Linked DNA regions of Homo sapiens: region 2 is linked to region 1. A link is a loop called in an ENCODE intact Hi-C map of the cell type or tissue named here. Cell type or tissue: Caco-2. All regions are shown on one strand. Region 1 holds the start of THOC2 (THO complex subunit 2). Region 2 overlaps GRIA3 (glutamate ionotropic receptor AMPA type subunit 3).

Region 1 (5,000 bases):
CCATGGTGTATATGTGCCACATTTTCTTTCTTTCTTTTTTTTTTTTTTTCTGTCAAGTCTGCTTTATTTAAGTCAATATTAGACCTGCTGTTCCTAAACAGAAATGCCCTGATGACAGAGGAGTGGGAGGGAAGCAGGCTCATGTGAGGGTGTGGGAAGGCCACTTGGCCCAAAATGTTTGCAAGAAATACACCAGGAAAAGCCTATTTTAATTCTCCTGCATTAGGAACTGCCCTGTGAGATTCCTGCAAAATAATCCTCCAGGCTCAGGACTATTCCTCTTCTCTTGTGCTAGACACATCTCTCTTCTGGAAAGTTTTCCTTCCTTTTTTTTTTTTTTTTTTCTGTTGACTTTTTTTTTTTTTTTTATTGATCATTCTTGGGTGTTTCTCGCAGAGGGGGATTTGGCAGGGTCATAGGACAATAGTGGAGGGAAGGTCAGCAGATAAACAAGTGAACAAAGATCTCTGGTTTTCCTAGGCAGAGGACCCTGCGGCCTTCTGCAGTGTTTGTGTCCCTGGGTACTTGAGACTAGGGAGTGGTAATGACTCTTAACGAGCCTGCCGCCTTCAAGCATCTGTTTAACAAAGCCCATCTTGCACCGCCCTTAATCCATTTAACCCTGAGTGGACACAGCACATGTTTCAGAGAGCGCAGGGTTGGGGGTAAGGTCATAGATCAACAGGATCCCAAGGCAGAAGAATTTTTCTTAGTACAGAACAAAATGAAAAGTCTCCCATGTCTACCTCTTTCTACACAGACACAGCAACCATCCGATTTCTCAATCTTTTCCCCACCTTTCCCCCTTTTCTATTCCACAAAACCGCCATTGTCATCATGGCCCGTTCTCAATGAGCTGTTGGGTACACCTCCCAGACCGGGTGGTGGCCGGGCAGAGGGGCTCCTCACTTCCCAGTAGCGGCGGCCGGGCAGAGGCGCCCGTCACCTCCCGGACGGGGCGGCCGGCCGGGCGGGGGGCCGACCCCCCCACCTCCCTCCCGGACGGGGCGGCCGGCCGGGCGGAGACGCTCTTCACCTCTCAGACGGGGCGGCTGCCGGGCGGAGGGTCTCCTCACTTCTCAGACGGGGCGGCCGGGCAGAGACGCTCTTCACCTCCCAGACGGGGTCGCGGCCGGGCAGAGGCGCTCCTCACATCCCAGACGGGGCGGCGGGGCAGAGGCACTCCCCACATCTCAGACGATGGGCGGCCAGGCAGAGACGCTCCTCACTTCATCCCAGACGATGGGCAGCCGGGCAGAGACGCTCCTCACTTCCTAGACAGGATGGCGGCCGGGCAGAGACGCTCCTCACTTTCCAGACTGGGCAGCCAGGCAGAGGGGCTCCTCACATCCCAGACGATGGGCGGCCAGGCAGAGAGGCTCCTCACTTCCCAGACGGGGTGGCGGCCGGGCAAAGGCTGCAATCTCGGCACTTTGGGAGGCCAAGGCAGGCGGCTGGGAGGTGGAGGTTGCAGCGAGCCGAGATCACGCCACTGCACCCCAGCCTGGGCACCATTGAGCACTGAGTGAACGAGACTCCGTCTGCAATCCCGGCACCTCGGGAGGCCGAGGCTGGCGGATCACTCGCGGTTAGGAGCTGGAGACCAGCCCGGCCAACACAGCGAAACCCCGTCTCCACCAAAAAAATACGAAAAACAGTCAGGCGTGGCGGCGCGCACCTGCAATCGCAGGCACTCGGCAGGCTGAGGCAGGAGAATCAGGCAGGGAGGTTGCAGTGAGCCGAGATGGCAGTACAGTCCAGCTTTGGCTCGGCATCAGAGGGAGACTGTGGAAAGAGAGGGAGAGGGAGACCGTGGGGAGAGGGAGACGGGAGAGGGAGACGGGAGAGGGAGAGGGAGAAGGAGAGGGACCCGATTATTTTCTTTTATCTCAGCAGTCAGCAGGGCGTAATGTAATTTATTTGCTTATATTTATGGCTTTCCCAAAGACTATTATTTCTCTATTCCCAGTGTCTAGCACATATTAGGTGCTTGAAAAATGCGTGTTTGTATTAGTGGTTAGGGGTAGATATTACGGAAGAAGATGAAGTCTACTTGTTGGCCTGTGGATGGCATTTCTCTGTTCTAATGGGAAGTAAGGCCGAAGACTTCGGAGGGCGCAACCCGTGTAGTAACCTCGCAAAGGGGCCCGCGAGTCTCCACGTCGTTGGCTGCCTTGCCTCGGGTTTCCGCTGGGTGGAGAGGAAAGTGGGGCGGGAAATCGAAAAACGAACTCTCAGCTCCCGGCATTCCTCGTGGGCGGTGCTCCCCTTTGACCCTTCGCTCGCGTGCTACACATCCGGGCTTCTGCTACTAGTGAGAGGAAGATGGCGGCCGCGGCTGTGGTGGTTCCCGCAGAGTGGATAAAGAACTGGGAGAAATCAGGGAGAGGCGAATTGTGAGTGTTCGGGCCGGAGGCAGGCGCACTGCCGGGCCGGGCCAGGGCGTCAGCTGCACTCTCACCTGTAGTGGGAGGTTGAGGGGGAAAGATGTACCCCCTCCCCCACCCGGGCGGCGGGCGTGGATGGTCGTCTAGGAGTTTCGAACTCGGGGAGAGGTGCTGTTTACCGCCGCGGACCTCCTTCCTTCCCTGGCCTCCCAGAAATCGCTACTGCCTGCGGTAGCTCGGCTTCCTTTAGCCTCTTAGTAGAACTCTTATTCCGCCCCTGCAGGTCTCCGCGCTCCCTCTTGGTCTCTTTTTGTGTCCCCCTCTTCGCTTGATCTCACTTGGCTCCTTTATCTTTATGGGGCTGAGCCGGGGCAATTCGGACTTTCCATCTCTCTCTGTGCCATTTCTTCACTCTGCACCCGTTGGACTCCGCAGTTTGGAGCTTGGCGCCTCCTCTGCCTGAAGTCCAAGGAGGGCGAACCGTCCCGGATTCCCCTCCCCTCCTCTTCGCCCGCTGCCGCGAAGCCCGGGGCGCCGCGAAGAACCCGGTTTGGCACCTCTCGCCCTCCCGGGGAGCGGTCTCTCGACTGTCCCGGCCTCGCGTAGCGCCGTGGGGAAGTGTGGCAGGGATTGCCGCTTTCCCTGAAGAACCACCGACATTTCTTTGCTCCGTCTTTTCACCTTAGAGCTATTTCGGGTTGGATTCAACTTTCGTCATTAAATGTTCCCTAAACCCCATTTTATCCTGGGACTGCAACTAATTCTGGCAGCTCTCCAAGCTTCTCCAGTACCTAGGATAACGCGTTTCCTTTAGTCGTGAAACTTTCCCCCGTAACACCGAAAACAGTAATTTGCCATACCCCTAGTCTTCTCGCCCCCACGTTAGAGCGCTCCCTCCTCCCCTTCCCCTGGAAGGAGTCGTTTAAGCAGCAAAGCAAACCTCAGATATAAGAACAAATATTAATAACATCTCATTTCCTTCTCTGGGTCGCTTTTAGATGCTAAAGCTCAACCCTGGATGAAATTAACCCTCGTTAGCCATTTTTGTCGTCCTTGCCCACCCCTCTCCATTTCTAGTAGCCAGTTTACCGTGGCTCATGCTAAAGATTCAAATCTTTGTAACTTCGTTACTTGGAACGAAACACGAGGAACGCGTTGCCGGATCCCGCGCTTGTAATAGTGCCAGCCTATGTGGCTTCCTCCCCCGCACCCCCCGCACTGCTGTATGAAGTCTTAACAGTGTGAGCTCTAGAATTCCCTAAATAAGCGGCTGTCTTAGCCACTTAAGTAGCTGAGTGACCTTGGGTAAGTTCCTTAACCACTTGGACTGTTTCCCCTTGAGTAAATTGGGAATAATAAGTACTCTACTCAAAGGATTGTTGTGAAGACTAAATAATGCCTGTAAAGCACTTGGCTTATAGTAAGTGCTCAAGTGATAGCTATTAAAAGTAATATTATTCCAACCTTTAGATATTTAAACTTCTCAGGACAGCTCATGCACTTAAAGTCTGTACCACTCAGGTTAGCAATTAATTGGTCTCTGACTTATTCATGTGTGTTTATTCTTGCACTGTAATGAATTGGGAGGCCTTTGAAATATAGGGACTATGTCTCATATTTCTTTTGGTTTAACACATGCCCCGCCCCCCCAGCCTATGCTTAGAATGCTTATTGGTTTATTAATTGTCAGAGAAGGCTATTTGATAAATCTTCGTTTTTAACTATAATGAACATTTTACAAATCCTCGTATGTGCTAGTTAACAAATAGCTGTCAAGTTTGATAGCTAGTTGACAAATAGCCATCAAGTTTGGGGAAGGCAAGATGGGAAGTTACCCAGCCAGACCATCATCTTCATCGATATTAGGGTAATCCCCCAAAACTGATAAAAGCAGTTCATTGTTTTGTTTACTTTCAAAGCCAGCTCATTTATTTAGGGGCTGTTATGTTTGTAGATTGCTCAGCTTCCTCCTTTCAGCTACTGTTTTTTGACAGTTTTACTTTTTTTTTTCCCCCTTGAGACGGAGTCTCGCTCTGTCGCCCAGGCTGGAGTGCAGTGGCGCGATCTCGGCTCACCGTAACCTCCGCCTCCCACGTTCAAGCGATTCTCCTGTCTCAGCCTCCTGAGTAGCTGGGACTACAGGCGCGTGCTACCACGCCCGGCTAATTTTTTGTATTTTTACTAGACACGGAGTTTCACCGTGTTATCCAGGATGGTCTCCATCTCCTGACCTGGTGATCCGCCCACCTCGGCCTCCCAACAGTTTTACTATTATTGCTGCCACCTTAGCATGAGTGGTATTAGGGCTATAAGGTGAAATTCTGCTTGGCTTCTGACTGGTAATGGTTTGAGAAAAAGTGATGTAGGAGATCGAAATACTTAGATAAAATGGAATTTTAGGTTCACATTATGTATATTTACATAATACATGCTATCTGTCATAGTTCTTATGTTTGAAGAGCTGCTTAAAAACTGTTATTAGAAGCCGAGCGTGGTGGCTCACGCCTGTAATCCCAGCAAATTGGGAGGCCGAGGCGGGTGGATCACCTGAGGTCAGGAGTTCCAGACAAGCCTGACCAACATGGAGAAACCCCATCTCTACTAAAAGTACAA
Region 2 (5,000 bases), 280 kb after region 1:
TCCTTTTTTATGGCTGCGTAGTATTCCATGGTGTATATGTGCCACATTTTCTTAATCCAGTCTATCATTGATGGACATTTGGGTTGGTTCCAAGTCTTTGCTATTGTGAATAGTGTCGCAATAAACATACATGTGCATGTGTCTTTATAGCAGCATGATTTATAATCCTTTGGGTATATACCCAGTAATGGGATGGCTGGCTCAAATGGTATTTCTAGTTCTAGATCCTTGAGGAATCGCCACACTGACTTCTTCCACAATGGTTGAACTAGTTACAGTCCCACCAACAGTGTAAAAGTTGCAGAACCTATTTTCAAGACAGAGAATGGGTCACAAAGAAAGTGTGTCTGCCACACCCTTTCACTACTAACTAGAGCAAAGCCTCAAATTCCCTGACTCTCAATCAAGGATTGCTTCTAGGACTGCTATCACTATTGAACACTCCAAGGTCACTTCCCTCAGCCTTCTAGAGTTCTATTTTTCAATGAAACGGCATCTCCAGCAATCCAAAGCCAATTACCATTGACCAATTGGATTAAATGTATTTTTATTTTCTATTACTAAGATATTCAAAAGAGAAGTTCAATACTATTGTTATTCTTGAATCAATTAATTGTAGTGTGGAGGCCAAACCTGACAATACAGGTCCTAGGAAATGAGCGGGAAAATGTTCTTCTATTAAGAAGAAAAATCTATCCTGAAATTGCAATGTTTTGTTTCCACTGTGGCTGTTACTTCCAGGTCCCTGGAGAATTATTTTCTTACTAAGGGGAGAAAAAAGCAATGAAGAAAAGAAGAAGCAATTTGCTTGGGGTTATCCAAAAGAGCCCAAATTTTCCATTTAGAGTTTTTTTTTTTTGGGGGGGGAGTGTTAGTTTCCTAAAAGGTGAGCTGGAACTAATCTGAAGAGAAGTTCTGTTAAAGCCAGCTTGTCAGCAGGAAATACTATGTACCTGGGAAGCTACTGATGACTGCTTCTGTGATTCTGGTTTAATTGGCCTGAGGCGGGGCCAACATTGTAAATAATGCTTCCTAAGTGATTCTAATATTCAACGATGTGTTTAGAATAATCAACAATGGTCCTACAGCTGCAACAACTAGCTACCAATTAGTGCATAAATACTGACAATGAGAGGGCTACCATTTATTAAGCACTTACATGCAACAGGAATGGTGCTTCGTGCATTATATACATGATTGCTAATTCTTAAAACAACCTTGTGAAACCAATATTATCTCCATTTTACTGAGAAGTTAACTAATACTTATAGAAGTTATTTTACTTCTCCAAGGTGATACAGCTGGTTAAATTTTTAGCTCTGACCTCACTAAAGTTTAGATTCATTTATCCATCTACCTAACTGATATCTCCACTTAGATATCTCATAGGTATCTCCAACTTAGCATGGCCAAAATGGATCTCTTGATTCTCCCCCACCCCTGCTTGCTACTCCTCTAGGGTTCTCCATCAGAGAAAATGGCAGCACCTTCCAATTTGTCCAGTTGCTCAGGTCAAAATCCTTTTAGTCATCCTTGACTCCTCTCTTTGGCCTCACATTCCACACCTTGTCAGCTCAATCTATATTCAAAATGCAACCACTTCTCCCTACCCTCCTCCTAATTCAAGCTAATCATTGTTCACCTGAAATATTGCAATTGCTTCTTTTTTAAATTGAATTAATTTTTTTTTTTTTTTTTTTTTTTTTTTTTTTTTTTAGAGACAGAGTCTCTCTCTGTTGTCCAGGCTGGCGTGCACTTGTGTGATCCTAGCTTACTGCAGCTTCGAATTCCTAGGCTCAGGGATCCTCCCACCTCAGCCTCTTGAGTAACTGGTACTACAAGCATGTGCCACCTCATCCAGCTAATTTTTTAAAAATTTCTTTGTAGAGATGGAGATCTCACTATTTTGCTGAGGCTGGTCTTGAACTTCTGGGCTCAAGTGTTCCTCATGCCTTGGCCTCCCAAAGTGCTGGAATTATTGGCATAAGCCACCATGCCCGGCCTACAATCACTTCTTAAGTGGTCTGTCTCCCTGCTTCTCAACTTTTGCCCTGACATAGCAGTCTGATTGATCCTTTTACACATAGATTAGATCATGTCATTCCTCTGCTCAAAGTCGGCTAAGTGACTTTCTGTCAAACAGAATATAATCCAGAATTTTTACCACGGTTTGTCTTCTTCACTGCTCTCATCTCTTACCACTCTTTCCCTCACTTACTTCACTCTAGCACATGGACCTTCTTCCTCAAACCTACCAAGTGTATTCCCATGTCAGGGCCTTTGCTAACGCTATTCCATCTGGAATGCTTTTCTCTCCACGCAACTCCACCTCATACTTTCATGGCCTGCTCCTTCCTTTCATTCAGGGTGTCTGATCAAATGTCAGAAAGGCCTTCCACAATCAGCCAAGATGAAATAGCACCTCCACACCAACATTTTGTCTCTTCACCAGCTTTTTGTCTTCATTGCACTTAACACCAACAGAAACATATATGTTATTTACAGAATTTGTTTAATTTTGTCTCACCCACTACAGTGATTACAAGGACTTTGGTTTTGAGCCCTTACAACAATGGCTGTCATATAGCATGTACTTAATAAATATTAACTGAATGAATAAATGCGTAGCTGAGATTTAAACCCAGCTCATTTGACACCAAAGTCTATATTCTCCTTCTTCTCTCTTCCAGAGTTTAGAGAGGTAAAGTTATAATTCCAAGTTTGCATAGATGCAGGGGGACAGAATTAGTATTCAAATCCAGGTGTGCTGGCTTTCAAAAACCTGTGTTGTTTTTTTCTACTACTCTGCACTGCCTCCCAGTGGAAAGATCGTTAGTAGCTACATTGACCAAAACTAGTGAATTGAGTGAAGTTTACTTCTTTGACCTGTTGTTTTGACATGATTTTATATAACCTTGATCTTCTTTCTTGGTTCAGCTTTGAAACCTGTGCAAGATGCTCCGAGGTAAAAGGCACCAATATGATAACTCACTAGCTTGTCACAGGCCCTAAATGCTACCATTAGAGATCATGCCTTCTGTTTGACTTGGTCAAGTTACTTAAATTTCTCTAAGACTCTAATAATTATCTCTGAAATGGAGATAGACTACTAAATGAGATAATTCATGTAAAGCACCCATAACAGTTCTTGGCAAGTAGTAAGTCTTCAATAAAGTAGATTATGCACTCATGGCAAATGGGAAGGTAACATGACCCCACATCCACTGCCTTTGTGTGGTTTGGTTTATTTGAGAATGTGTGCCAGAAGAATACCAGAGGAAGAAGAATCAAGATAGGTCTTGGGGCAGGCAGGCAATGTGGAGTGCCACCCCGATATGTCAGGGGCACGTGAGGGCCTGGGCACATGTGGGTGACAGGAAGTATGGTATCATATTAAGTGTTTTCAGTCCTACTGTGGCACAGATTAGAATTAAAGTTAACTCAACAGATGCTTGGCAGAGAATACTTTACAGTGCCAAATGGGGCCACTAAAATGTTCACTTTCAATATATTCATATTTCACCTTCTCCTGTGGCTCTCGATTTTGAACAGTTGGGTTTAGATTTAAGTCTTTTCCTCCTTGCTGTGTTAGGAGCGTTCTGGTAAGTATTATTTCTAAAGGTGCTATGCTGATTTAAAAAAGGTGGCTGGCTGCAGTTTTGTCTGGCAAACACACTGACTGTGAAAGCTGCAGGAAAATTGATTTTCTGGCATTTGCGTGTCCTGGCATAAACTGCACGCCATGGAAGCTCAAGTTACAGAAGCTTCTGATAAGTGCAGCAAGTGAGGTTGACTTCATGAAATGATTAGGTTCCACTAATCTTTACCATTGGGGTCAAGGCAATGGTCTCCATATGCAAAATGGCAGATAAAACTACTAATTTGCTGCTATTTCATTAGAGAAGTAGTCAGATAGCCACTTAATCTGATAGCCATATGCAAACACAAATCAGCACACTTATTTAAGTCCCCAATCTTCATGCTCAGGCCCTGATCTCAAATTGTCTTTATTCTGCCTTGGCCAGCATGAGTGCTGTGGAGAAGCCACCTAGTCACCAATGCTCTGGAAGGGGCCTGTCTGTCCCATGTTGAAATTTGTAGTTATGTGCAGTTTTCTTTTGGTGTACACAGCAGTTGTTAAGAGTATAGATCCTGAAGTTATAAAGACCTGGTTTAGGTACTTATTAACTGTGTGACTTTGGGCAAATAATTCAACCTCACTGAGACTCAGTTTCCTCCTCTGAAAAATGGGGATGGTAATAGGACCCACCTTATAGTGTTCTTGAGGTAATGAAATGAGAGATTGCTTATAATGAATTTGACATAGCTCACGACAACATAGTAAGCACTTAGTTTCTCCCCAATTCCATAGTTGTATCAGGAATTGTGGTACCTGCTGTAAGGAATGGAGATGTGGAAAACATGTTCCTTATGCTCAAGAAGCTAAAAGAACTAATAGTTGGAAGCAACATCTCATAGAACTTTCTGAAATGTTCTATATCTCTGCTCTCCAATATGGTAGCTTCTAGCCACACATGTCTATTGAGCACTTGAAATGTGGCTAGTGCTACCGAAATACTGAATTTTAAATTTACTTTTAATTTTAGTTATTTTCAATTTAAATAGTTACACGTGGCTAGTGGGTACCATATTGGACAGTATAGGTCTACAGCTTAAGGAAAAGCAGAGAGGAACTAAAAGGCAGAAAACAGCACCAAGAACCACTTTCCCTATTTTATAATATTTTTCTAGTTTACTCTGATTATGGAGGTGATGACTACATCAAATGGACATCCTGCCTGCACCATTTGGAGGGCTGGCTATCATCTGGGTTGAGAGACAGGGGGGTAGGTTGGGGAATTAACTTCTGCTCTATTCAGAGCTAGTATGTAGCTCTGGAATAGCTCCCCCAGCCTGTGCTCATGGAAGCCTCTCTAGAGAAAGGTAAGCTGTGTTATTTGTATGGGCAAGAATTCCTTAGGCACGTGCAGAAACTGTTT

The links. Hi-C counts contacts between places; a loop is a spot of excess contacts. Peaks named below come from ENCODE experiments on the same cell type or tissue, not always from the same donor. Only the 100,000 strongest peaks of a DNase experiment are listed, where the experiment ranks them.
Region 2: a loop joins it to region 1, with 8 times the contacts of the local background. A loop is called at or near these places in 2 of 110 quality-filtered maps.

Annotation. Positions count from the first base shown.
Region 1 is chrX:123,730,348-123,735,347 of GRCh38, reverse strand. THOC2 (THO complex subunit 2) reads left to right here and starts at 2,296. Exons shown (of 39, transcript NM_001081550.2): 1 at 2,296-2,396. The coding sequence starts at 2,326. RefSeq lists an enhancer at 2,281-2,360. In Caco-2, no CTCF peak of the experiment used is centred here; DNase peaks (open chromatin) are centred at 2,257 and 2,877; H3K4me3 peaks cover 2,030 bases.
Region 2 is chrX:123,448,222-123,453,221 of GRCh38, reverse strand. All of the region lies in intron 12 of GRIA3 (glutamate ionotropic receptor AMPA type subunit 3), which reads right to left. Among named protein-coding and RNA genes, the nearest start is that of GRIA3, 270 kb to the right of the region's middle. In Caco-2, a CTCF peak has its summit at 2,826 (motif pointing left); no DNase peak of the experiment used is centred here.